Linked DNA regions of Mus musculus: region 2 is linked to region 1. The links are chromatin loops, found by intact Hi-C in ENCODE. Cell type or tissue: gastrocnemius. All regions are shown on one strand. Links, peaks and the distances in the headings refer to the core of each region. The heading gives the core; the rest is flanking DNA.

Region 1 (15,982 bases), core at 3,428-11,427:
CATAAACACCACCTGGCATTACTTAGCTTGCTTTACTCGGAGTTATTTTCACACTCAGAGCCTCAAGTCCTCACAGTTGTGAGGGTGGCAGGGCAGGTAAATATTCCCATTTAAAAAGCAAGAACTGTAAAAGGTCAAAGTTAAGTAGCTTGCAAAACAATAAAACAAAAAAAGAAACCAACATACAAAAACCCCCAACAAATAAAGAACAAGTTGGTTAGTATTTGCCGATGGTGAGGATAGGGGTGTTAACTACAGTTTAAATGGCTCTTAAAAGACTTAATTCAACATGACTTTTATTAAAAAAAAAACTAGTTTAATGCACAATTAATTACTTAATAAAACTGCAAATCACTAAAGATGTTATCACATATTCTGCAAGAGACAAAGAAAAATATAAGCTCTCAAAATAAGACCTAGAATTCTTTTTTTAATCATACATGCTTCCAGTACTTTGGAATAACAAAAAAGAGAAAAAATAATGAAATGGGTAATTTAAAAAAGAAAAATAAATGTAAATGAGGAAAATACCTAAATAAATAAATAAATGAAAAGGAAAAAAATAAAATGATTATTATCTTAAAAAAAGAAAGAAAAATAAATGATCAATGAATACATATATACTATTCACTTCTCCAGCCATTACAAAAACAAAAAAATAAAACTGTAACAAGATTCCATCCCCCCCCCCCATAAATTCACAATAATAAACCCAGTTTGTTCCTTTTACTCACTGCTGTGGAAAGCATAAATTGGTAATAAGCTTTTTAAAGCTTTATCAAGATTTATTATATGTGTGTGTGTGTGTGTGTGTGTGTATACATGTGCACGCACTGGACTTTACTTTAACATATTACTGTTACCATTTCTATTGAAAAGAAGTCTCCATGACACAGGATATGTTATCAGTCTTATCTGTGATGCTATTTGAAACATATCCTAAGCAGTTTGACCAGCTCCTCCCAGCACACAGCATTATGCTCCCCATCGTGCCGTTCTTCACACATTCTCCTTCGAGCAGCACATCACAGTCACCTACAGTTCACAAAGCCCTTGTCCATGTTCCTGTTAACCCCCATCTTCCAATGCTACAGCAGGACATAGTGCTTTTACATGTAAGAGCAGTAACAGAATACAGCCAAACCAATGTATAACAGACTCACCAACTCCTTCTTTGTGCTGAGGTCACTTTCTAGCTCCTCACAGCTCTGTTTTTGTAACATGGCTTCTTCTTTTAATGACTTGTTTAGTTTATCCTGATTCTTTATTTCCTCGAGAAACTTTGTTTGCTTGTTCTTAAGCTCTTCTGTTTCCACTGTCTTCTTCTCCAGGTCTTTTTCCAGTCTTTCTATCTCCTCTGTCAATAAAAAACGAAGTAGCTAACATCATTATATTCTCATCTTGGAAAACATCAAGTATGCTCAGAACAGTGCAAAACAAGTCTAAGAACTGTGTAGCACAACTGACTTCAAAATCAGCTGCCATGCTGTTTAGGGAAAAAGTTGACCACCTTGAATCTGAATCTGACCTATATTAAAGAGTTAAGAAAGGTATGGTAACTTGAAGGGATTTTTTACTATAATTATTATTTGTGTGTGTATGTGTTTACATGTGTGAGTACACACACACACACACACGCACACACATACACACACACACACACACACTCACAGAGGCTCTTCTCTACTCTGAATCTGACCTATATTAAAGAGTTAAGAAAGGTATGGCAATTTGAAGGGATTTTTACTATAATTATTATTTGTGTGTATGTGTTTGCATGTGTGAGTACACACACACACACTCACAGAGGCTCTTCTCTACTCTGAATCTGACCTATATTAAAGAGTTAAGAAAGGTATGGCAATTTGAAGGGATTTTTACTATAATTATTATTTGTGTGTGTATGTGTTTGCATGTGTGAGTACACACACACACACACTCACAGAGGCTCTTCTCTACTCTGAATCTGACCTATATTAAAGAGTTAAGAAAGGTATGGTAACTTGAAGGGATTTTTACTATAATTATTATTTGTGTGTATGTGTTTGCATGTGTGAGTACACACACACACATACACACACACACACACACACACACACACACACTCACAGAGGCTCTCTTCTACCCTTCTGTGGGTTCCAGGATGAGCTGTGTCTGATCAGGCTTGCACAGAGAGCATCCTTCCTCATTGAGCCATCTCACTGGTGTGAAACTGCCATTTTTGTAGATCAAAAGTAGATTAACACCGATTTCAAATTCAGATCAAAGAGAGGCTGATTCCTCAACACTCTAAAATAGTCACTTCATATCCTTTCTCCTCAAACCTCCCATCCTCCAACTAGTCTTTCTCAGCAGAGAGCTTCATGTTTCATTAAGGGAGGGCCCTAATTCTCCTACCGCAAAGACAACAAAGGTACTGACACATACATATTATTTTCTCTCTATTTTTTGATCAAGAAAGTATCCCTGGGGCTGGTGAGATGGCTCAGTGGGTAAGAGCACCCGACTGCTCTTTCAGACTGCTTTTCCGAAGGTCTGGAGTTCAAATCCCAGCAACCACATGGTGGCTCACAACCATCTGTAATGAGATCTGACACCCTCTTCTGGAGTGTCTGAAGACAACTACAGTGTACTTACATATAAATAAATAAATCTTTAAAAAAAAAAAAAGAAAGTATCCCTCCTACCAAAAGATGATCAATGAGAGCTCTCCCCTGCCCCTCTCAAAATCTAATCTCTTTGGACCTCGTTTTTATGAAGTAAAGGAATAAAGGCCTGACTTGCCTCTCCCTTCTGATCTCAGGAATGCTATTTCATTACTAAAAATTTTGAGGATTAATTGCATGTCGTCTCTTCCCATTTCCTTGAAGCTATCAGTGAGTGTTTAAGTCTTAGATCTTTTCTTTACCTTTAATACTTAAGAATTACAGTTATTAAGTATTGGAAGAGTGAGACTGCTGTAGAAATTTCAAACCTTTGATCCAATATCTCCTTCCCATTCCTTATCTACCATCAGTTCCCATCCCTCTCCAGCTTCTCTGAGCAGGAACACTAATCCAAAGCATTTGTTCTTTCTTTCTTTCTTTCTTTCTTTCTTTCTTTCTTTTTTTTTTTTTTTTTTTTTTTTTTTTTTTTTTTGAGGCAGGGTTTCTCTGTTATAGCCCTGGCTATCCTGGACCGAGCTGGCTTTGAACTTAGCAATCCACCTGTCACCAGCCTCCCAAGTGCTGAGATTAAAAGTGTGTACACCACTGCCAGGCCTAAAGTAATTCTAAATCCATGTCTGTGTTAATCTTACTTACTCATATGTCAGCCCATTCACCATGGGGACCACTGGCTCTCTTGAAATCTTTTCTGGGCATCTGAAACTCTGTCTTCTGTACTCTGATCTCACTAGCTTGTCATTTACTGTTTTCTTGGCTGCTCACTGTTCTTCCTCTTCTCACACCTTACACACACACAAACACACACATCACTTTTGAGGTGGGGAACTTTCGGTACATAGTATATGGCAACAGATACTTGCTTGATTAACCAGTTTATGGTGCCATTTCCATTTTAGTAGGATTATCAGGTTTATAATTTACCCTTCCTGTTTTAAATGTTAGGTGTGGTATATTTGTTCCTTTATTCATTGGCTGAGAGTAGGGCTGCACACCTGACATGGGGTAGGTAATACAGGTAATAGGACAATTTGTAGGCGTTTGTACTTTCCTTCCACCAAGTGGTCCTGGGAACTGAACTCAGGTCCTCAGGTCTGGCAATAAAAGCCTTAACCCTCTGAACCATTTCAGCAGACCCTATCCTTCTACAGAACTTTCAAAGGTCAGTTCCCTTCTCATTCCAGTTTAGTGTTCTCTGTCTGTTTGCTTGCTTTGTAAGCATCACCTTACCCAAGCTGAATCTCTCGAAAGCCTCTTGTCTATCCTGAGTGGTTACTGGCTGACCTTCCAAACTTTCCAGGGAACGGAGGTGGAAAATGATGAACTGGAGGTAATGCGGAAGGGCCACAACTGGATTGTCAATGAGGACTAAAGAAGTCAAATCTTGAAGTGGCTTCAACTTGCTTACATCCTGGAGCTGAAATGGTACCACAGCAGTATAGGAATGATTAAACGAACAAAGGAAGTAATAAATCAACAGCATTGCCTTTAGCATGTCAAGAAATCTATTTATGAAACTCATGGCCCCTAATTAGCAGTGTGAGAAAGGGGCACCAAGGGCCATGTGAGCACTGGTGTGTCAGACAGTACTATGCATTGTCAAGGTTCAAAGTGGGACTTGCCTTAGCTCAGACTCTGTAAGTGAATAAAATAGAGGTTCAATCTCAGTCTATATTGCAATGTCTTTATTTTGTATTGATCAAGTATGCATAAAATGAACTGCTATGAAGGATTTTGGTAAATATGAAGATAACTGAGTTATAACTGATAGTTAAAAAATATAAAAACATATATAGATATTCAAACATATGTAGATATTCACATTCTTTGAAAACTCTTTTGTTTATTCAAAGAACTTATGTAGGTTGGGAGAATTAAATTAAATTGCTAGTACAAGTACATATTTTCCCCCAAATAAATATCTATTACCCTTAATGATGTCAATGCCAAACATATAGATGAGAAGATGATATATGATTACAAATCATCAATACTGAACAGTCTTCCTGTTTTTCAGCAGACACTGGGTATGACCTAAAATCAAGAACCCTGAGAAATACTTGGGGTCGACTGTAAATCCAGGGCTGCGTCTTCCTGTAATCCCGTGAGTTTCGAGAGCTGTCAGTGACATACTGAATGGTCTAAGGCTTCCACTCTGAGGCTCGGGAGCTCTGGCAGTAGAAGGGAGAGTGTCTTTCCCAGGTCTTTTTAACAATGGGATAAGAAGGAAGGATTCCTGCTGAGTGTGGCAGAGCATGCCTGTGCACCAACTTGTGAAGACAAAGGCAAGAGAACTACAAGTCTGAGGTGTGCTTGGCTTACAGAGAGAAGCCTCACCACAACCTCCATGTAAGGAACAGAGAAGCGAAATAATCAACAGTAAGATGAAAAAAACGGTGTGTATTCTAATCTGTCTTCACACTTGAAGGAATAAAGAACAAGCCTTAGTTACTCATTGTTCTAAAGTTTCTGAAGCAGTTTTATTCCTCTCGGTTCACCTGAGCCTCTTAGAAAGCATTTTCTCTATTTTAGACAATTTATAGAAATCAAAAGACTCTCCAGGGTCATATTAGGGCAGTGTAGGCCTGTGGACTTTCCCTTTCTAATCTATGACAATTGTCATTAAGTTATATCATGATTGTTCCAGTTGTAACAGCCAATGTATTAGGTATTCAGGAGGCATTTTCTAACAAAGCATGAAAGAAATTAAGACTTTATCTGAAAAATAGGAATCAAATTTCCTATCTCAGAATAACTTTAAATAGATATCCATTGCATCCTTATTACCTATGAAGAATGGCACTAGGCAGAGGGATGTAAGGCAGTGCAATGTGTTACCACTGAACTTAAGAACATGAGGGCAGTCTGTATTTAATACACTGAAGAATCTTAGGTTATATCTGAATATGGCATATGGCCAATGAAACAAGGACGCCAAAAGAAATCTCACTCTTTAAATATTTTCCCAACAAATAAGAAATCTGAATAAAGAAGATTTTAGGAGGATAAAGGGACTAGGAGCAAGGGGCAGTAAAAGAGAGGGTGCTGGGCAGGAGAGGGATAGCGCTCAATGTAAAATACATACATGGACAAAACCTTTACCGTCCAAATCATTTAAATTTTAGGAAAAATAATCTTGCTATTTTGAATAACTTACCGATGATATCTTATTGCCTTTCAGATTGAGGACTCGTAAAGATTTCAATTTCTTTGCGAACCACACTGGAATATGCTCGATTTCATTACCTGCTAGGTTTAGCTTCTGCAGGTTACACATGTTTTCTAGTCCTTCAATTTTGCTAGAAACCAGAGAAGAAAATCAAACATGATGAGTAAATGATCAAGCCCTTTCGCTGTAGTTTACAGTGAAGAGCCGCAGCAGACCAGGCTACTTCTCACAACTATAATTCACGAACTCTTTTCCTGAACGACAAGCACATGGCCAAAGTCAAATTTCCCCAACCCACCACTGCTCTATGAGTATGCCTAGCAACCCTGCCCACCTTACTATATGCAGGATACTATACTATACATAACACAGGAGAAAAGAGGATGCCCATGGCCAACGCTCGACCCCACTGTGTGCCACCGTGCTACCCAGATGTCCACAATAATTGCATTGTCATCACCAAAGATGTACTGTGCCAGCAGCATGTGTGACACATTCTAAAATGATACTGTTTATGGATATATGCGCTGCAGTGAAAATATTTCAAATTAATGAAGCACTTGCCACTCATGCTCTAAACCATGGCGGATGGCATGCTCTTCACAGTCTCTACAATCCAGCTGTCAATCTAACCCTAGTCCATGTGCCATTCTCAACAGATATTCCTCGGCTTCTCTAGCTTCGTTTTTACTAAGAAATTACTTTCATTAGATCAACTCTTTTGAATGTTTTCATATTATGACCTTGATTTGCCAGGGTTGTTTTTTAACATTTCATTTCTGTCTTGGAACTTCTCCAGGCCCACTCTTCATTTGTCAGAAGTCTGAGTTGGGGAGACGGTGCATAGAGGTTTTCAAGATTTGATCCTTGCTTCATTTCCCCATTATAGTTTTCTAAGTAGCTTAAGTCATCATTAGATTTTACTACACTGGTTTATCCCTGTAGTTGTATATTTGTATGTGTATCTGAATTAGAAATGAGACATACACTCCTCATTTCTAGTAGCAATAGCAAAGAATAAAAGGATAAATATACAGGATCAAATTATTTGGAATATCTTCAGGATCAAAACAGCATTTTCTTCACATATGTATTACTCACGTACTAAGGCAAGGAATCACAGATAACAACTAGACAAAGTTACTGCTTAAAATAGAATTACGTTGGTACCATGAAAAGGTATCTGCTTTCGCAATGCTAAGTAAAAACTACTCTATACTTATGTGATACTGAAACATAAAGGCAGATGTGACGATCCAGAATTCAATAAACAAGACTCAAAACTCCTGTTACTTCAAAGCACTCTTTCAGTAGCACAGATACTATTAGTCCATCTCTGGCAAAGAAGACCTAGCAATGCACCCAAAGGAGCAGTCACTCACCTGATTTTGTTATATGATAAGTTGAGTTCACGTAATCGTAACAGCTTGTCCACTTTCTCTATCTTCACTATTAGATTATAGCTGAGATTTAGTACTTCAAGTTTAACACACTTTTCCAAATTTTCGATGTACTAATTGGAAATAAAGGGTAAATACTTTATATAACAGGCTTCTTGACACTTTTAGAGGCTGTTTTGATCAGCAAACCCTAACAGCTTTCCTGGACAATCCCTGCTACAGCTTTCTTTGACCACAAGTAGCAAGGCTCTGCTGGTATTCTCCCTGACCCCAGCAACTCCTATAGAGTAAGAGCCTCAAGCTATTCACCACCATCCCCCTGACCTCAATCTTTCTCTGCCCCTCCCTCTTCCCTTCCACTGTCCTATCCTTTCTTCCCTCCATTAATTAATTTATTTATATCCCCATTGCAGCCCCCCTCCTCTCATCCCCCCTCACATAACCTCTCCCTCAACCTCCCTCCACTTCTCTAAGAGGGAGGACTCCTGGGTATCAACCCAACCTAGCACATCAAGTCACATCTTCTCCCACTGAGGCCAGAGGAGGTGGCCCAGTTAGGGGAACAGGATCGATAGGCAGGCAGCAGAGTTAGGGACAGCCCCTACTCCAATTGATGGGGGAGCCACATGAAGACCAAGCCTTACTCTTTATAAACTGACTACTCCACTATCTAAGGGCCTCCTGTCCCCTCCTCTCAGTTTAAAGGCAGTCACTTTATAGTAGATGTGCACTGCATGGCTAATATATATAGGTGTGGTACCACGCAGGAAGCCTATGGCAGTGACCCAGGTCATTTCCCTGCTACATAGTTCATATTCACCATGTTCACATTTCTTCTGTACTCAGTAAGTTGCGCTGTACTATACGGCGTTTCTACTGCACCTTCCTCTTACCTCCCTCATTTGTCATGAGTACACTTACAAGAATTGTCCACCTCTGCTTTTCTTGCCTTTCTCATTTACTGCTACTGTCCTGATGTCTTTAGCACATCATTGCCTCTCCATCATCGTCCATTCAGCAAATATTTATCCAACATGGACTAGGTGCCAGGAGCTGTTCTATGTATATGAAATGCATATGCACACAAAATGTAGTGGCAAATAAGACATAGGATGTCTTGACTTTCTTGGGATATACAAACATCAACAAGATTTTAGACAGTGAAAACTCAAAGACAATATGGGAGCATCTTGTGCCAGCATGCAAGGCACCACAAGGCAGATTTTTGCCTGCTGTGTACACTGCTAAGCTCTACTGCTGACACAGACTAGATGCCAAATAAATATCTGTTGAACGAAGAGGAGAGGGTGTCTGTCTATAACACCCTCAACTGGTTGGTAAGAAAAAGTCTCACAGATGGCGTATATCCAGCAGAGAACTTAATAACATGTCAGTTGAATCAATTGTGCGTACACCCAGGAACAGAGAACACCAGGCTAATATTTTTTAAAAAGTAACAAAAATCACAAACAAGGATGTGGAGAGATGGTTCGACACTTGCTGCCCTGGAAAAGGACTACAGTTTGATGCCCAGTACCTACATGGTTGCTTACAACCACCTGTAACTCTAGTTCCAGGAGATCCAGTGCCCTCTTCTAGCCTCTGCAGGCACCAGGCAATGCATAAGGTACACAGATATGCATGACCGCAAAACATGCATACATAAAATAAGATTAAAAAAAAAACTAAAAAAAAAAATCCCTACTGTACATAATCCTTGTGAAAATAGAGTTGATGGGTTTGAGAAACAGAAGGAAAGACTTCTAAATGGCCAAGTCCTGTGCCTCCTGTTGTCATCTTTAGCTCCTATGTGCCACTGTTGTCCTGGCTGTCTGAGGTTTCTACCTGCAGCCTCGTGCTCCTGGAGATTTTCCAGCACAAAAGATCCTTCTGACTTTCACATCGGTTTGGCCTCCCCATCCCATTCTCTCTGATTCTCCCTATTTCTACACTTAATCCTAGACACTTTTCACGCCAAACTCTAAATTTTCCCCCTATATCTGCCTCTTTGACTGACATGTCTGGTGTGCGTAATAGCCACAGAGCAACTACATCCTGACGTGATATGTCATTCCTACAACTTTAAAACTTCTGCAGTTTCCTTTTCCTCTATAGCTGTACAACCTAGACCTAAATATATTCTAATAACACTTACAAACAAAACACAAAACATTCTTACTGAGGTCTCACTAAACCTGGAAGAATCACACTGCCCAGTAAACCACCATTAAGAGGCTAATGTGTCTATACTTAGACTCTCCTATTCCTTTCTGTCTGTATATACAGCAGAGAATTTCTTTTAAAAAAGAAAGAAAGAGAGAAAAGAAAAGGAAAGAAAAGAGGTTTGAGATTATATTAAATAAAATACCTGAGAATTTTGTTTTCACTGAAACTAATATGAAAAAAAAAAAGTCTGCTTTAAATGAGATTGGCCCCCATTAACTCATAAACTGATGAGCTAAGAATCAGGAGGTGCGTCCTTTTGAAGGAGGTATGTCACTATCAGGGTATGCTTTGAGGCTTCAAAAGCCCATGTGTCTTGTTCTCCCTCTGCCTGCTGCCTGTGGATCAGGATGAAAAGCTCTCAGCTATCTCTCACACACCTGCCTGCCTGCTGCCTGCCTGCCTGCCTGCCTGCCTGCCTGCCTGCTGCCTGCCTGCCTGCCTGCCTGCCTGCCTGCCTGCCTGCCTGCCTGCCTGCCTGCCTGCTGCCTGCCTGCTGCCTGCCTGCCTGCCTGCCTGCCTGCCTGCCTGCCTGCTGCCTGCCTGCCTGCCTGCCTGCCTGCCTGCCTGCCTGCCTGCCTGCTGCCTGCCTGCCTGCCTGCCTGCTGCCTGCTGCCTGCTGCCTGCCTGCCTGCCTGCCTCCCTGCCTGCCTGCCTGCCTGCCTGCCTGCCTGCCTGCCTCCCTCCCTGCCTGCCTCCCTGCCTGCCTGCTGCCTGCCTGCCTGCCTCCCTGCCTGCCTGCCTGCCTGCCTGCCTGCCTGCTGCCTGCCTGTTGCCATTCTCTCTGCCATAATGATACCATGAAATAAAAACTTGATGTTTCCAAAAGTAATATTTGCTAACTGGGTGCTGGAGAGATGGCTCAGCAGTTAAGAGCCTCCACGACTGTTGCTGAGGACCTGGGTTCAATTCCTAGCACTCAAGTTGGGTAGTTTTCAAACATTAATAGCCCTAGCTCCAAGGGATCCAACGCCTCTGGCCTCCAAAAATATCTGCACTCATGTGTATGTTAAAGGAAAAAAAAAATTCCTAAAAAAAAATTCTGGCAGGCTTAAGACATAAGAAAGTGAAATCAATGCTTATGTTTAGAAACTGCTTGAAACCTACCCTAAATTTCTTGCCGCCATCTTTAGAAAGTGAAAGATTCAGAGACTTCACCAAGGCCAAATTGTCCTGTTTAGTGAGTTTTTTGATGAGGGCTTCTGTAATATACCGGACTCCTACATATGACTCAGCTCCTGAAATCCAGAAAATAGTTCATTATCACTAGGAAGATATGAATATCAATCACCAAATATAAGTCATTTTTACACTATACATAAGAAACTTTAATCCATGCAGATAAACAGATGTTATCTGGCTGGCTGTAACAGTACCTTAATATGTCACTTTATATCATTTCATTACCATAATGAACACAGTCTATCACTTTGGGCTTTGTAGTAAATGTTTTACATTTAAATATGTAATTTGTATAAACCTTTGAAGAAAAACTATTAATGTTCATATTTATGAAAAATTATTTGATCATGAGAGGTGGCTCGATGGTTAAGAGCACTGGCTGCTCTTGAAGAGGACATAGGTTTGATTCCAGTACCCACACGGCAGTTCACAAACATCTGTCACTCCAGTGGTAAGAAGACTCTCTTCTGATCTCCAAGAACACCAGGCACACAAGTGTACACAGATATCCAGGCAAAGCACTCATACATAAAAATAAATAAATATTTTAAATCATTTGCTCAATATCCTGCAACTAATATGGTACAAATTCTAAAATTTCAACTCAAGCAGATACATTTAAAACTGGTATTTTGTTTTATTTGGGGGTGGGGGTAACATGTGTGCAGGTGCAGGTGCACGTGGAACACAATATGGAGGTCAGAACATCAGTTCTGAGAGTCAGCTCTTGCCTTCCACCATGGGTCCTGTCGATCAAACTTTCAACCACATGCATCACTGAGGTTTGTTTCAAAGCTCTAGTTTATTACTTGTTGCTTTATGAAATAGAAAGTATCATAACATTTTATGGACTTAGGGTATCAACTTGGTAGACAACAGACATTCGTTTTTGGCCTTTGTAGAAAATGCCATCATATTGCATTTAAAAAAGACAAAATAGTCTCTCGACAAAACCAACATTCTAGAATAACGATCAATTCAGAACCAACCAGGGACCAAGAGACAGTGAAGCTGTACAGTAGAGTCTAAACTAAGTGTGTTAACAGAAAACCGACAGGTACTCAGGTCAGCAGAGGCTGATGCGATCTCACGACCTAGCAAAGAATAAAGCATTTCTGAAGGCAAACTAGAAGGGCAGCAATAAAATAAAAACTTTAAAAATGCCAGTGGGACCTGTGCATGTTCTATAAGTGGAGGGCAATGCCCTTACAGATCAGCAGCCTGAAGAGCCCAAGCACAGCTAGCACACTTAGATCAAACTTTTACCTTGAAAGCACTCTACTCTCGGGTGAGGAGGAGGTGGAAAACTTCTAGTAAGAGCTTAAATGAACTCTCTACAAGAAATCCACCTTCCTCTCCTAGAAACTTTCCACCGCTAATCCCTTCAGACACCTTTACCTTCATCCAGAAGTAGTCCCTTCTCCATTCTTCCACAATTTCTAACAATTAAAGCAGCAATACAAGGTGGTTTGGGGACAGGGGGTGGGGTGGGGGAGGGGTATATCTAGATTCCACATTTAAGCTCAGTATTTCCCTTCTCGACTTACATGTGAGACAAGACACAGTTTTAGCAGTACCTTTACGTTGCTGGGGCTCCAAAGGCACAGTGCTTTCATCTGTCAGCTCAGCCTGTGCAGGCCACTGTCCGCCAGGATGTAAAGGCTGAGTCTCAGATCCAATTAAAGGTGAAAGGGACCTAGATCGCATGCTGGACCTAAGAGATGATGGCCCAGGAAAATGAGATGACAGCGGCATCTTTGCTTTGGAGAGCCTTCGTTCAGAACCTTTCTTCATTGCAAGAATAAAACCAGGTGGCCATCAAAACCTGTAAGAGTTTCCGAGGTCTTTAACAAGGCTAAGTCTCCACAGCTACTGAGAGTGTTACATTCTCTCTAGAGCTATCAGATCATATGCTGTCAACGGGAAGGCTATGGAATAGACTCTGCCCACACTTCTCCAAGCTTATGGACCAGTGCTTCCTTAACCTCTGATCAGCCTCCACAGAAGGAGACCTGGAAGGCCTGTCATTGACACATGCTCAGCTCAGAGTGTCCCTAGTTACTTCTTTTCTCAGTTTATCAGCTCAAACTTTTCACAGGTCCTTTCCATACAAGGTCACATACAGGAATATTTGACAACCAACACTTGTAAGCACTCTATCCTCCCAGAAGCTGGTCTGGGACACCATGCTCTACTGACATAACCCTGTTCTACTCCATGGCCTCCTTTGCTGGCTCATGTTCCTCTACTTCCTCTAAATGTCAGCGCTCCTCCACAATTCCTTTTTGTTCCCTTTAAACATCACCTTGGGCAACCTAATGTAGACCCTCAGTTCTCAAACGTACAGCTAATTTTTAGGAAAAAAAATATTTAGTGAGATAGTATATTAAGTAGTTTTCAATCCAATGACAAGTTGGTATCAGAAAAGGATATTGTAATAGAATGTTGCATACAAATCTTTATATAAGTTGAATTTGGCCTGAGGCTGCTTTCCTTTGGCCTTGAGTTTCCCTATAGCCAAATACTACCTTCATGTACAAAACGAAACTGAAAGCCCAGTTTAACAATATACTTTTGAAAAAACTAGCTGAGTGTGGTATCAGACCATCTTCAAATAAGACAAATGCTCATCTGCAACCAACGAAGCTGTCCTTGCAGATTCTATTTCTGTCCATAAGTGCTGTCCATTCTCAGAACCCTGATTCACTGAGAGGGTCAGCCTATGAGATAGTGTGTGTTTCTACATGCAGACTTCACAGGAGCTATGGCAACTCAGGGAGGGAAGCAGGGGTGTGGAACCATCACTTAATCTTTCAGTGATCCAGGTTTCTGGAACCCACTGAATACTTCCCTAATTCTATAGGAATCATTACTTAGAAGTAATAATTTACTAATCAGGGGAAGTAACATAGGACCTCATAATAATTTAATGAGGATTTGATAAGAATAATTCTAGATGGTTTATAATTTCAGATTTTTTAAGAGAAGACTATGATGTAGGATACAAAATAATTGAATTGTCTAGTGATATAGAATGCACTGCAACCAGAGACATGGGAGCCAAATAAACCCTTTCCTCCCGGAGTTGCTTTCTGTCACAATGTCTTACCACAGCAATGGAAACCTTAACTAAGACATCTAGGAAGTGGTTAAGGGACATGCCCAGAGCCCCAGTGAGATGGCTCGGTGGGTAAGGGCATTTTCTGTGCTAATTTGACGTTCTAAGTTCTGTATCTGTAGCCCACGGAAAAGTGGAGAAAACCCGACTCCACAAAGTTGTCCTTTGCCCTCCATATGCGCATCACGATATGTGTCCCGTGTCCGTCCCCCCACCCCCATCATCCACACATGCTTCAAAAAGGAAAAAAGGAACAAGCTCAGAGTCACAGAACTGAGGTTAAACAGCAGAGCCCTCAGGACCGCCAGCCCATCTCCATCGCAGTTATCCCGCAGACGGTGACACACCCCGGCACTCTTCCCTCTCTGCGGGAACCTCATCCTTCTAAGCGCCGCACCCCAACTTTGCGACTCAGCAGCGCCCCGACCTAGGCTGTGCACGCCTCTCCTCCCCTGCCCTCCCTCCCCTGCCCACGCCGGCCCCGGCCCTCCTCCTTCCCGTCCAATCCCCTTTCCAAGCACACTCCCCCGCCCCGAATGCGTCCGGAGCCGGCACACCTCACGCTGGACCAGGGCTTTCCGGCCTTTGCCGCCCGCCACCCAGGCTCGGTCCGGACGCCGAAGTACACTCACCGCCTCAGCACGGGAAGGAACGGCCTAGCGGGAGGGGCGAGGCGGAGACGCCGGGATACTTCCCCTCAGGAGACCGACAGCACAGCAGCCATTTTGTTGTGTTGTGCCGGTTGCCGAGAGGGCCAGCTTGGTGTGGGCGGGGCTTGTTATCGCCACGCCCCCGACACGGACTAGTGGACGGGACGGGGCGGAGGCGCTTCCCGCCACCCTTGCCGCCTCTGCGCGCGCTCAATTTGGGGGTGCGAAGCTTCCGGGTATGAACCTGGCGGGCTGTGGTCAGCCCTCTGGGCGCCGAGTCTGTGAGGAGAGATTTTTTCCACTGAAGCAATGGGGGAAGGCTTACGTTCCTCTCCCTAAGGCAACAACCGGAGGAACCAGTATGGAGATGTTCACAGCATTCGATCTTGGGATGATGGAAGGCAGGCCTTGAGCTCTCCCGTGTCTCGATGCACACTATCCTTTACGCGACTATTTTGGAGGCAAATTGTCATACTTGGAAACTGATCGAGCCGGACGTGGCTGCACCTCAAGACTGCTTGGGCTCCAGTGACCATTCACTTGAGCTATATGATCCTAGGATTCACAGTCCAAGAGTGCCCCTTATGTTAGTACAAAAGAACTAAAGCAAGCATTTACAGAGACTTGAGCAGATCATGCCCCAAAGAGCAGCCTTCTACTGTATTTCCTAATTGTCTGCACCATGTGCTTGCGGAGGCCAGAAGAGGGCATCAGATCCCACATAACTGCAGGTACAGACCTTTGTGAGCTGCCATTTGGGTAGAGGAATCGAACCTGGGGCCTCTGGAAGAGCAGTTATATGCTCTTAAGCACTGAGCCATCTCTGCACCCTCTCCATCATCTTTCTTAACTACCTTGTTCTCCAGTCAGGCATTAACGTTTCCTTTCTTTACCACAAACTTCCTGGCTCATTTTTCTAACACTTTTACAAATTTCCTTTCTGCCTCAATTTCTACTCTCATGTAACATATAATCGTCCCCATTTCCAGCAGTTAACCTTAATGATTTGAAAGAACTTAGAACAGTAGCTGATAAGTCTAATTTTTATCATTAAGCAAGACTTCTTAGAAGTCAACTTTCATCTTAACTCTGAAAGAAGAGTTTAACCAAGGGCAGGTGTTTGCTTGGCAAAGAGAACAGCTTGTACAAACCCCAGGAAGGATTGGGAAAGTTGGCAATGAGCTGGACATTAAGTAATTCAGGGCGGTTTGAAGAAAACATAAGTAATGCACAAATGCAGTTCAGTATGAATTATGCAAACGTCTGGTGTGGTGACGCTAAATATGAAGGGGAACCTTTTAAGCAGCATGAAGCCTGTTTGTAGAAGCTGAGGTCGTTTGACCTAATGGGAAGTTCTGATCATTTCCAGCAGGAGGCACTATTGGATCTGGTGGGCATGGTCCTCTCTTTCTCCGCAACTTTGCAGCACAATTTTTGGCTGTTGGAAAGCAAACTCTATGCAAAGATCTATTTAACCTTGAAAGGACTTTGGACCTATTTTCAGACAAAGTTCAGATGTTAGGTATTAGTTCAGTGTACATTGGTGAGATTCTGGTCTTTGGTACTTGTCTTTCAGC
Region 2 (8,000 bases), core at 1-8,000, 55 kb after region 1:
GGAGAAAGGAAGTTGGTGGTTCTGCTGCCATTATTATAACAAGTCACTGGCACAACAATTCATAAACAGAAAAGGGTTGTCTGGGCTCATAGTTTGGGGTATCTTTGAGGTAGACACGTTGCTTTCAGGCTGGGGTATGGAGAGGAAGTAGCTTATCATGATGGAAAACAGAGATGGAGAAGAACCAGGCGGTTCATGACAGAGAAGAGAAATGGAGAAATGCTGTTTGTTTTACTTACAACCGGAGATTTCTGGCTAGGCCCATTGCTATAAGGGTTTCATGGCAGGCACACATGGTATCATGTGTCTGCAATCCCAGCTCTGGGGAAGCTGAGGCAAGGCAAGAGAGTAGAAAGTTCCAGAAGGGCCTGGAACATAACATGATCCTCAAGTCTCAATTTAGACTAATTCAGTTCTGAGGAGCCATCTCTGTTGCTTTGTAGGATAACCATGTCTCACAGAACAGCAGTCCAGTGAGCAATGGTCCTCCGGCCTCCCAGAAGCACCACTCTGAAGAACACAATGTTTTAGTTTTCTTAGTCCTACAAGATATTTCCTATTATCCGTTATTAATTTTGTTATTTGACAACACCACACATTTGTACACTATTTTGATTACTCTTCTCTTGCCGTCTTGAGTCTCTCTCTTGTTGATCCCTACCAGATTCATGGCTTCGGGTTTGTTTTGTGACCCATGTAGTTTAACCAGGACCATCTGTAAGAAGGTTTTAGTAACTGGCCTTGTGGGGAGTTTTTTAGATCAAAACTATAGCAGAGGAGTTTGTCTTAGTCTGAACAATCAAAAAACTTCACCTTGTGTATGCTTGAGTAACAGGAGGTGAATGAAAGCAATTGCTTAGTAGTTTACAGCAATGGCTTAAATGCCATGTGCCAGGGGTCCCAGAGTTCCCATGTAGCTTTTCAGTGTGACCCTGGGATGCATGTGAGGGAGAATAAGCAGAGAGCAGGGCTGCCCTAATCTTGTTCACCCAGAGTGACTCCATTCTGTATACACTGAGAATTTCCCCATGAAACTTGGTTTGGGTGAGCATTTTTCAAAACTAAATATATTTTAATCCAATTTAAATATACATACACCCTACACCAAGACAACTGAATAAGAAGTGGAACTTTGCTTAAGATTCTCCAACTGGAAATAGTTGCACTACCCTTGTGTGAGATGTAAAACCATGGCAGGAAGTTTGGTAAAGTTGAGCAGGTTGAGACCCAGAGACTCGGTGGACACACACCTGGCACTTAGGTGACTCCCTGCTCCCTGCAAGATTCCTGGTCCAGTACATGTGCCATCCTCCTCACATAAGGAAACGTGCAGTCATGTAGGCCCAAATCCAAGTTCTCCATGCTAATGAGGTACCTGTGGTCCCAGAGGGCTTAGCCAATAAGCTTCCCTTTTCAGACATTTCTCCCTGCAAACGGTATTTGATGTCAGGTCAGATGCTGAGAAAGGGGCTATGCATCCATTTTCTGCCATAAACAACCAATAAACTGTTTAGAACCACAGATTGTCTCTTTCATCAAGATCTGCTGTGGGGAGCCATGGAGAAGGCATTTGATTACAGCACTGCAGCTTAATTCTCCTGTAGAAGTAGAAGGCCTCTCTGCAATCCCAGCCTTAGCCACCATCTAGGACAATCACTGCTGAGACAAACCGTGAGCTCGATCAGAAAGCAGGCTGAGCAAGCCCTGGTAAACAAGCATTCCTCCACAGTCTCTGCATCAGCTCCTGCCCTGACTTCCCTCAAGGATGGACCAAGATATGAAACCATAAGCTGAAACAAGCCCTCTCCAAGTTGTTGTTGGTCATGGTGCTTGTCACAGCAATAGCAACCTCAAGGAAGACGACCTGGTCCTCAGAGCCCTTCATGGCACCATTAGCCCAGGGGTGACACTGCACACAGCTGGGCCCTCCACCTCAATTATTTATCAAGAAAATGCTCACAGGCCAGTCTAGCGGTAACCTTCTCAATTGACATTCCCTTTTTCCAAGTTGTAGTGAAACCAGCCAGCATGTTAGGGAAAGCCATCTGCTCTCCACCTTAGGATAGACACTAGGTGACAGTTGTGGGAGGTTCAGTGACCCTCAGGGTTTCCAGCAGAGCTGAGCACCCATCTGCAATATTTGTACAAAATAAGAGTCAACACCTACTCTCCTCTTCCACAAGCAACATCAAACACTAGTGCAAAGGTCACATAAATTAAAACCCAGTGGGCACCTGTCTTTGAACTATATTTAGAGGATAGCTAGATTTAAGCAGTTTTGGTTAAACACTTGAGACACTATGAATTGTTGAGAATGGTCATTTGTTAAACATTTTCTCCAAAAGTGGTTTGAAAATATCACTTACTAGTATTTGCCCTGGGGGCACGAAAGTCTCGCCTTCCCTTGGACTTGAAGTATAACTATTACTATGTCAACCAGGCGTTCCTTCACTCTCTCAAGTTTTGTTTCCCGAAAATGACCAAAAAGTCCTGTTTGCTTTAACTTGACCCATCTTTTGCAACCCGGCTTAATCATTCTACAGGCTTTCTTTGGAAATAAATGAGCTAGATAGTCAAATAATAGTGGCAGCTTTTTTCCCCATTTCAATGATATGTATAAAAGAAATACTAATAGTAAAATAGTGTAAAAATTTTTTCTTGCTACTTCACTTTCTTTTAATAAATTCAGTATTAAAGAGTTGGTAAATAAAACCTTATTGACTTAAGGAAAGTATGTCATTGCAGTGTGGCCAAAAACATAGGACATACAGGACTATGTTTAGACATCTCTTTATTGCTATTATTATTATTATTATTGTTGTTGTTGTTGTTGTTGTTGTTGTTGTTATCATCATTGTTATAGACAGGGTCTCACATTGCCCAGCCTGGCCTCAAACCCACTATATTGGCGAGGATGACCTATAACTTCTGATTCTCCTGCGTCTACCTCCTGAGTGCAGTGCTCACAAGCGCACACTACCATAGCTCATATTCATGCAGGGCTAGGGATTTACCCAGGACTGAGCATGCTAAGCAGACACTCTACCGATGGAATAATACCTCCAGCCCTGGACATTTCTTTTGTTACCTTAAAATACAACACATATCATATACTAATGTACAAATGAACACTAACAAAAGGAAGATTTAAATCAAATTTTTTAATGAGCATGAAACATAATAATAAATTTAATTAAAAATCTTAAAGTTATCTTTTGCTTAATTATACTTAATTATAAATGAGGCATGAAGATCAGCTGTTGTGAGGTCTAGTTGTGTATGCTTCTAATCCCAGCACTTGGGGGACAGGGGCAAACAGATCTCTATGAGTTCGAGGCCAGCCTGGTCTATATCTATACAGTAAATTCCAGGACAGCCAGGCCTGGGTAGAGAAACCCTGTCTCTGAACACCAAAATTTTTAAAAAGAAAGAAAGAAAACAAACTGTCATAGGAAATACTACTGATTTTTGTTCATATTAAGTTCTTGTATTAAGCTATTGAAATCCTCAATGAAAAACATAAATACTTTGAATAAAATATTCTATTACTGATTGTATGTGAATTTTGGAAGAGTGACATGTGAATTTATAGACAGACACACATCCAAGTGTCTGGTTAGGGAATGACATGAGCATCTCGCCGGGATTTCCATCTACCTTTTTCCATCCAATGACCCGTTCCTTCTCTAGACTGGTGTGGATCCCTCTGCAGACCAGTACCGAGGATGCTACTATCATTTCTCTAAGTTAGACTCATTCATTCTAAAACCATCCATTTAAAATGAAATCCCAGCCAGGCCTGGTGGCGCACACCTTTAATCCCAGCACTCGGGAGGCAAAGGCAGGCAAATTTTTGAGTTCAAGGCCAGCCTGGTCTACAAAGTGAGTTCCAGGACAGCCAGGGCTATACAGAGAAACCCTGTCTCAAAAAAAAAAAAAGAAAGAAAGAAAGAGAGAGAGAGAGAGAGGAGAAGAGAAGAGAAGAGAAGAGAAGAGAAGAGAAGAGAAGAGAAGAGAAGAGAAGAGAAGAGAGAAAAGAAGAGAAGAGAAAAGAAGAGAAGAGAAGAGAAGAGAAGAGAAGAGAAGAGAAGAGAAGAGAAGAGAAGAGAAGAGAAGAGAAGAGAAGAGAAGAGAAGAGAAAAGAGAAAAGAAATCCCAGGGAGTCAGTCTCCAGTCAACCTCAGGAACAAATGGAACCTACCAGAAGCAAGTTCAAAGGTGTCATGAACCATCTTGAAGGTGACAAAAGAAAGCCAGAGCCAAAGTGACTCCTGGCTGCCGGCACTGAGCCTTCACGGGGGCAGGCACCCACATGAGAGTCCTTTTACGTATAAAAGTAAGTCTTTGGGTTTAAATTAATGTTAAATACCCCCATCTTTATTACTGGACATGATAGGATGTTAAAACATATTTTATGTTCATTAAAACACCCTCTTTTGTCCATTTCTGAGTTTAGCTTTCTCACTTAAAAGATCTTTTTCTCTGACATTAATAATTAACCGGAGAACTAATTTATCCAAACTCTTCAAACTCAGTTTATTTAAAAGGAAAGTGGTTACAGGGAGGCCATGCCCATGGGTTTATGCCGCTACCAGCCATGGGTCTTTGGGGAATACTTTGTCTTTTAATTTTCCTGGACAAAACTTGGGGACAGGAACAAACGTAAGTAAACCGAGCCATCTTCATTTTCCCAGGCACCTTAGTTACAGTGAGTGAGAAGGAGGTTCATAGGGCTGGGCTAACTTGAAAATAACTGTCCCCTTCTGAAATAGTAAATGGATAGCCTCAGCTCCACACGAGAAAGCTGTGGAAGGGAATTGATTTGCTGAGGAGCTAACAGCTCGACCGTTTCTGTGGGACAGCCACCTATAAAAACGACAGAAATGACTGTTCACTTTCCTGTTCAGCAGAAAGCAAAAGCAAGATCCATCAGCTTCTTGGCATTCATCACTTCCTTATCCTTAACACTCAGTTCTCGCTTTCTGGGTCTAAGTGCAGTGAAGCCCTGGTAACGCATATGGCAGTCTTATAAATCAAATCATTACTGACCACAACTTTAATTAATGCTATATTAGATTACTTTATAGTGGTTACTGAAGCATTCCCAACTAAGGGATCAAATTCAAAACTGTGGTTGTAATACTCCTATATTCATGACCCAATTTGTCATATAATTTCATTGTTATCAAAATCTTGTGCTTTTCAACAGTGATTGTTGTGTATACAAACATCTTAGTATTGGAAGTTAACTGAACACTACCTCACTGAACCCTATCTATCTATCTATCTATCTATCTATCTATCTATCTATCTATCTATCTATCTATCTATCTATCCATCTATCTATCTGACTGTCTGTCTGTCTGTCTGTCTATCTATCTAAAGATGAGGTTTTGCTGTGTTGTCTAGACCTGTCTTGAAGCATATGCCCTCATAAATCTCCGGCATCAGAGCCCTGGCTAGTTGGTACTACAAGTGTTTGCTAATATGCTGAGCCTACTCAGTCCACATATGATGACAAGCCCAGACAGGAAAGGTGACTGGCCAAAGGTCACCTTGATAGAGAGAGGAATTTTACCGAGGTGTCCTGTTCCCGCTTCAGTTCCTCCTCGACTTCAACAGAAATGCATCTGTAGACAGGCAAATGGAAGGACAGGATAAACAGGTGCCATAAGCAACCGCACATGTCCACTCTGAGATTTGATCACAAGGCCACAGTCACTCCGTTACCTTAGCTTCTTTTATTTATTACTTTTAACAGATAAGCTCAGGGAGATCAAGATTAAACATCAGAACCCAGGCCCTTGTGATCTGCGTCCTGAGTGAATTCTTCCTGGCCCTTATACAAAAGCATCTCCTCGCGTTCTCTGAAAACATGAGCAAGGATACGGTTTACATCACAGTGCTTAATTGCTTGGTGGTTCAGCAAAAATATTTGAACCTCATTCTAGTTAGCTTTCTTACCATTGAGACAAAATACAGGATAGGAGCAATTTAAAAGAGGAATTTGTTTCATTTCACAAAGATTTCAGAGCCATCACTTACTGGAAGGGTGTGATAGACAGGGCAGTTCCTGATGGGGCAGCTCAGAAATAGAGAGAGAATGCGTGCCCTCAAGAGGCCACCCCCTTCTCTTTGCATGTGATCCCTTGGTCTATGGCATGTTGTCATTACCCATATTCAAGGTATGTGGATGGCAGTCCTTAGTTAATTAATTCTCTCTGAAAACAACTCATAGACACAACTGGCCAGATGTGCTTTATTACTGGGCCTTGAGACATTTTTCAGTCCAAGAAAGATGATGCCCTGAACAACTTCCTTGTAATAGGTTCTTCAGGTAGGAGAAGAGCTTGTATTCTAGATAAAGAAGCAGAAAATGAATGAATGACCCAATGAAAGAATGAATAAGTAAGGACAGGTAGCTTTAGTATTATGAAGAACAAATGAGAGAGTACAGAAGCCAAGGGGCCATTGTTTTAAAGCAACACCAGGAAAGGACCTTTTACAAATGTCATATGCAAATGGAACCAGAAGGAAATAGGAGGATGCTGTGCAAATGTCTGCAGAAAATAGAAACAACCCGAGTAATATCCCTGCCTGTGCCAGTTCACTGGCCTGAGCTTCTGAGAGTGTGGAAAAATATGCAAGGTGAAATTTCTTCCTAGACACAGGCTGCTGCATCCATACGGACCAGCTTATATGGAGGGAAGTTCTGCTGCCAATGTTTTAAAACATTTATGTATTTATTTGTCTATGTGTGTATGGGAGAGGTGTAGGCATGCCCATTACACAACAGACATGTGGAACTCAGAGACACCTAATTGTCAAGTCTCTCCTTCCACTATGTGGGTTCCCAGAACCAAAGTCAGCCCATCAGTTGGTGGCAACCCTCTTTACCTTCTGAGCTCTCTTGATAGCTTGCAGAAAGATTGTGTGTGTGTGTGTGTGTGTGTGTGTGTGTGTGTGTGTGTGTAGAGGCTGGAAGAAAATTTTACTAATTTCAAAACTCTTGATTCAGTTTAGGACAGCTATTGAGAGTCTTAATTCTAGAAACAGACTATATAAATTCAGTCAGATTATTTAAAGATCTTAATCCTTAACAAACTAATATCTTCATTACGAAAGATCTAGTGATTTTTGTGGCTTTAAAAATGTCCTAATGTCATTAGAAGCTTGCAATGATTCTTAGGTGGTGTGTGGGGAGGGGTGCACCCTGAGCCTGTGAGAGACTTAATTTTTGGGGTTAGCATATTTATTTTCCTATGTACTCACATATGCAGCTCTCACTATTCAAACTTAATGTTCTTGTAATGAGTTGTTAATAAACTCATGTGCACTTCTAAGTTAACAGAACACTCTTTAGAACCGTGTTTCAAAAGCTTGCATAAAGGAAGTTCCCTTCTTGTATCAATTGCATGGGGAAAACAAGAGGACAATCTATGGTTGACCAACAGTTGAACTGTTGCCCTCAGTGACACATAGGAACCGAACCAGACCTGGATGCAAAGTCCCATCTCAGTCATTTATAAGCCAAGTGACCTTGAGCAAATTAAGCTCTGATTATGCATAAAATGAGGATAGCTCTGCAGTCTAAATCATCTACCTCTTGTAGAGGTTAAGAATTCTGGGTAAAGTGCTAACTAGCAGATACCCCAGCATCTGACGACACCCCGAGTCTGCTGTTACTGTTAGCATCACTGTTGTATGTTATTACTGTCACTATCATTTTTTAGCCCTTGAAAAACCTCCATTACTACTTCTACAGATGCCCACAGTGGTCTTGCATTCTATCCTTGTCTGTAGTTACCTATCAGTATAAGATATTTCAATGATTCCCTCCGGTTAACTGGTTTGTGATTCATGTCTCAGACTAGTGACTTTACTTTGGTTGTTCTGCTCACAGATGGGAAGTCTACCATTCACTGCTTTGTGCCTATGCTAAAATCTTCCTGGCCTAGAAATAAAAATGACCAAGTTTTGTGTTTTAGTCAGCACCATCA

Evidence for each region. Hi-C counts contacts between places; a loop is a spot of excess contacts. Peaks named below come from ENCODE experiments on the same cell type or tissue, not always from the same donor. Only the 100,000 strongest peaks of a DNase experiment are listed, where the experiment ranks them.
Region 2: it touches region 1 in a loop (2.5-fold over the local background); 9 of 42 quality-filtered maps call a loop at or near these places.

Annotation. Positions count from the first base shown.
Region 1 is chr2:35,108,035-35,124,016 of GRCm38, reverse strand. It overlaps Cntrl (centriolin), which reads right to left and starts at 14,521. Exons shown (of 44, transcript NM_001379274.1): 1 at 14,388-14,521; 2 at 12,215-12,462; 3 at 10,563-10,693; 4 at 7,215-7,345; 5 at 5,821-5,962; 6 at 3,894-4,080; 7 at 1,164-1,357. The coding sequence starts at 12,431. In gastrocnemius, for the core only: no CTCF peak of the experiment used is centred there; no DNase peak of the experiment used is centred there.
Region 2 is chr2:35,057,981-35,065,980 of GRCm38, reverse strand. Hc (hemolytic complement) reads left to right here and starts at 4,569. Exons shown (of 41, transcript NM_010406.3): 1 at 4,569-4,662. The coding sequence starts at 4,598. Gm39794 (predicted gene, 39794) reads right to left here and starts at 2,471. Exons shown (of 2, transcript NR_168708.1): 1 at 2,367-2,471. In gastrocnemius, for the core only: no CTCF peak of the experiment used is centred there; no DNase peak of the experiment used is centred there.